Linked DNA regions of Homo sapiens: region 1 is linked to region 2. Evidence: chromatin loops called from intact Hi-C (ENCODE). Cell type or tissue: Calu3. All regions are shown on one strand. Region 1 overlaps DOCK10 (dedicator of cytokinesis 10). Region 2 overlaps DOCK10 (dedicator of cytokinesis 10).

Region 1 (2,500 bases), 88 kb before region 2:
TTTGCAATTCATTAGCTCTGTGACCTGTGAAAGACACTCTACCTCTCTGAATTTTATTTTAATAAATGGAACAATCATAGTTCATGTTCCATCAAGTGCTGTCAAATAATATATTAGATGAAGAAAACCACAAGTATAATTTTGGTTCTTATTGTTCTCGGAAGTGAGATTTTCAGAACTTGAGTTGCTAATGCGAGGCTTACGGGTCATATTTGGCTTCTAGATTTGTTTTCCTTGTAATGTTCTTTCCCCTGCTCCCAATATGACTTGCTTTCTGTAGGCAGGCATTCTCCACGTCTACATAGTCCAAGCTGCATCTGTTTCTCACACCTGGCCTCTCTTCATGCATGCAGGGGGCTGCTTGACCTACAGGAGGTATCTGCATTTCTAGCCTTTGGTTAGTCACATGAAGCCACTGTCTTGGAACCCATATCCACATGGTGGCAGACTCAAGGAAATGAGCCTTGTCCACCACACTGTCCACACCCATGTAAGCCTGTCTAAAGTGACATCAGCTTATTATCATTGCTGAGATAGGGACCTAAAACAGATGAGATTCTTGGGCTGTTCATTCTCTTCTACAGTGGCAGAACCTGGAATGAATGGATGGATAGATGAATGAATGTGAGAATGAATGAATGAATACATGAACTGAAGGAACAAGATAGGATAACACAGGCCTAAATATCTCTTAGTCCCAGAAGAAAAAACTTGAAGCAGCAAAAACCAAGTTCTTTTCCAGATTGGGAGCATAGGCCCATAAAAAATATCTAATACTCTTTGATGATATTATGAAAAAATAGAAAACCATGATTAGGCTTTGTTTTGTTTTGTGTTTTTTTTGGCCAAGATTCAGGAAATTGTCAGTCATAAACATTACCTAAAGTCTCTGAGAAAGCTGGGAAGGAGTTTCTCTCTACTTGAGCCACCCTTGTAATATACGTCTAAGAATTCCAAAGTATTCTAAGGAAAACGATGATATGGATTAAGTCTGAATGAATCAAACTGAAATGGCATATTCACTAAAGATTATAATGAACTTGAACTCCCTAAGAATGCTGGATGCTAAGTAGTACTTTCTGAGGCAGAGACGTTGTTCCTCTTTTTTGTTTGATTCAACGGAACCTGGCAATGATTCTTCATAAAACTGGTCTGATTCATCCTAGTTATTCATTTGCTCTGTGCTTTTGTGTGTACATGATTCATCTTCAGGCACATTTCATGCCTGAGAGCTTACTAGAACTATGGTTAAACTGGCACTATTTCACTCAAATTCTCTCCAGATGTAAAAACTTACACATCTGGAAGAACTATAAGCAAATATGTAAGAACTGGGACCCACACACAAAGTGACAAGTGACCCAGGTTTTGTCTCCCCAGAGTGATCCCAAGAAACTGGTCCCTGCCTCTACAAAGGATGTAGAGAATACTGGATAAAGCTTCTTGATGAAGAGGAATATAAATGCAGGGATAGAGGTGAACTCTTTAAAAGATACATATGCCAAATCTACCTTGGGGAATATTATAGACAGGCCCAGCTTTTTCTGTACAGACTTACAGCCTGAGCTGAAAGAGTTCATCATTGTTTCATGTTCCCAGAGCATTCCATGGTCTCTGCCATTCATACCTCCATCATCGCTCTCGAGATATCGTGTGATAGTGAGCAAGTAGCGATGCCCCTCTCTGATTCTGACTTCAATAAAGAATTGACTTCCCCACACCTGGGTGTAGTTTCTAGCATGTCATAGGCACTAAGTGGGTTTGTTGAATGAATCAGTAGGTTAATGAATAAATAAAGACATAGATAAATTAACACACTTAGGAAAAAATATCCGGAACGTAAATCAAGGTTTTCTAGGAAGACTTTCCCATAATGGAATGTCTATATCCTAGGTTGTGACCTTTGAAATTAATGGAAGAATTAGGGGAGAAAGGCTAAATACACTATCTCCCAGTTCTTTTCACATATTAGCACATTGTTCTAGTTTTACAGATGAGGAACCTGAGATCAAATTGGTCAAGTAACTTACTCAAAGTCTTTGGGTAGTAAATGGTAAAACTAGGATTTGAATGCGGACTTGCATGAATCCCAAGCTTGTGTTTTCCCTTCAATACTCCTTTTTTTCCATGACAATGTTTAAGCAGAGACTGAAACACAATCTAAGTAAGAGATGATGGAGAAGCAGTTCCTCCATAGGAAGGTCAGATTAGAGCAATAAGTTCTATGATTCTTTGAAGAAGAAAAATATTGCATATTAACCTGGGTTTCTGCAAACTTAATATATAACAAAAGACTACAATGGTACTTCTTAAAAAATGATGACTCATTTGCTAGAGAAAGCTTTCAAGTACAAATGGAAAGGATAATATTTAACATTTTCTGCTCAATGTCTATAAAATGCAGTTATTGATCTTTACTGCTAACGTTTTACTTCATGTTTCTAAGGCCAAAAGGTGTCCTTTGTGACCAACAGTAGAAAATAGCCTCCACCCTCCATTA
Region 2 (2,500 bases):
TTAACAACCACAGGCCACTTTAGTTTCATGCTTAATTTCTTTCCCTGCTCGAGGAGCCTCTTCCTTGTCTACATCTCTCCTTGTCCTTGATCCCTTTCTCTGCCTTTTGGCTCACTCATTTCCCCCAGTGGCTTTCATTTGGGGAATATCATTGGGTTCACTGGCTTTTTCACTGAGTCGTCTTTTTGAGCAACTCTGTTCACCTGATGAGTGTTCTATTTAATATTCTAGTTTCCTTATTAGTGGAGAACTGAAGGGTAGTCATGTGTGTCAAAACGTCTCCCCAGAATTAATCCAATCTAATAAACAGTATGTTTCTACTTGTAGAAGTAATTACTTAAATTTCTATGATGCAGGTGGGCAGCAGGTATTTTCCTCATTTTACAGATTAAAAAGAGGTGCAGTCCCTCAGTGATCCAGGCACTGTGATCAGTGTTTTTACTCAGTTTTCATTTAGATCATCACCAACAGCTTTGTGAGGAATCCCCACCATGCTGCAAATAAGGACACTGAGGCTCAGGGAACTCAGGGAATTATCCGAAGTCCTACAGTTCTCAAAAGGCACAACAAGCCTGATATCAATACCCAGATTTTGTCATTATATGATTCTGTTTCTGTTCTAGCACGACATTTCCGGATTCAGACTTCTGCAACATGACAGAGATAGATGTCTGTTCCCAAAATAGAATTCTATAAACCCTTCAATCCGAAGAGATTACAACAAAGTGATTTTCCCTTTTTTTCTCTTTGTTGTCTCTGCCGTGGGACCCATGAGCCCCCACAGTTGCATTCTGTATCTCCACAGCATCTGTTCTGCTCATAGCTTTACTCTACAGATTAACTTGAACTCATTATCTCTGTATTTAATCCTTAAAGAAAAGTCAAAAAACTAGTTTGGAGCAAGAATCCCTATGACAGAATTGGCTTTCATCTCCAAATGGATTTATTCCTCTAAGATAACCAGAAACTGGATAGGATTTGCTATGCTATTGACATTACTTTGTATTTTGTAGCTAGCATCTATGTAGTTTCACTTAAAATTCTGCACATACCTTGGAACTATAGCTCATTATTTCTGGATTAAGAGGAGGAAATACCATGTAGTTAAAAAGAATGTGGGTCTCATCATTTTGAGACCTGAACAAATACCCTTGCTCTGCCAGCAACTTTGTAGAAGCTACAGATAAGTCAATTTACCTGTTTGGGCCTGGATTTCATCTTCCAGTGAGGCAGCTGGATTCTATAATATCAAATTTCTAACATTTTATTCTATATAATCTATATTAAAAACCCTGACTTTTAAAGAGAAGTACCATTTGAGCAGAATAATGCCACTGTATTATTGGATATTGAACAGAAAAATGCCACTGCAAGAGATCCCAGACCTGAGTCAACAGAGACACGGAGGGCAGGAAGGTGCAGTGGGAAGAGGGTGTGGTTGGGTTGCAAGAGGGGAGGGGAGGTGGGTGGAGTGAAAGAAGTGGGCATGGCCAGATTGCAGGTGAAGAGAGGAGAGGAGGTGGGTGGAATGGGAGGAATGGGCGCGGTTGCACTGTAGCAGGGTGTGAAGTGAAAGAGGTGGGTGTGGCTGGGCTTGCAGGGAAGGTGGCAGGTACACATTTGCCTAGGGCCACACCGGATGGGTGACTTTGGACAAATGCAGTAATAGCTACACCTCATAGTTCAATGCAGCCACCACTAGCCATAAGTGGCTATGAAGTCCTTGAAAGGTGGTTAGTGTGACAAAGAAACTAAATCTTTAATTTTACTTAATTTTATTTAACTTTGATTTAACTTTAAGAATTGATTATTTTATCTAGTAACTGGAAAACATTTAACTAGTTTTGGAGAAACTTTGGAATATGAATTTACTCTTTCAACTATAAATTTTATGAAATCTGAATACTGAACAAATATTTGTGATTAAAGATTTAGCATCCAAATTGAAATGTGTTATATGTATAAATGTACACCACATTTTGAAGATTTGGCGTGAAAAAAACTATGAAGTATTGTAATAATTTTTATATTGATTACATGCCAACATAATAATAGTTTGGATATATAGGTTTAAAGAAAATATATTATTAAAACTAACTTAATATGCTTTTTTTCTTTTTCAAATATGGCCCCTAGAAAATTCAAAATTACATATGTGGCTTATGTTATATTTCAATTGGTCAGAGCTACTCCGTGTGCTTTAATTTCTTCCTTAACTATATTGGAACAAAAATCACAATATCCTTCAGAGGGACTGTGGCAACAAATAAAGAATACTGTGCAAAGTTTGTAGCAAAGTGACTATCAGAATTGGAAGTGCTCAGCAAAGAACTATTATTTTTGGACATTATTTCCATGTTCACTTCCTCCAATTATTCATAAAGCAGAATTTTAAGGTAATCTGTGGGTTACTCAGTTCTCATAAAGTGTATGAAAGCAAAGAAGGCCCTTGATTACCCAGTGACCAATATTAAGGATGCAGATAATCTACCAAATGAAT

The links. Peaks named below come from ENCODE experiments on the same cell type or tissue, not always from the same donor. Only the 100,000 strongest peaks of a DNase experiment are listed, where the experiment ranks them.
Region 1: a loop joins it to region 2, with 5 times the contacts of the local background. A loop is called at or near these places in 3 of 110 quality-filtered maps.

The regions. Positions count from the first base shown.
Region 1 is chr2:224,881,586-224,884,085 of GRCh38, forward strand. The region is part of intron 7 of DOCK10 (dedicator of cytokinesis 10); the gene reads right to left. Among named protein-coding and RNA genes, the nearest start is that of MIR4439, 130 kb to the right of the region's middle. In Calu3, no CTCF peak of the experiment used is centred here; no DNase peak of the experiment used is centred here.
Region 2 is chr2:224,969,868-224,972,367 of GRCh38, forward strand. The region is part of intron 1 of DOCK10 (dedicator of cytokinesis 10); the gene reads right to left. Among named protein-coding and RNA genes, the nearest start is that of MIR4439, 39 kb to the right of the region's middle. In Calu3, no CTCF peak of the experiment used is centred here; a DNase peak (open chromatin) is centred at 1,544.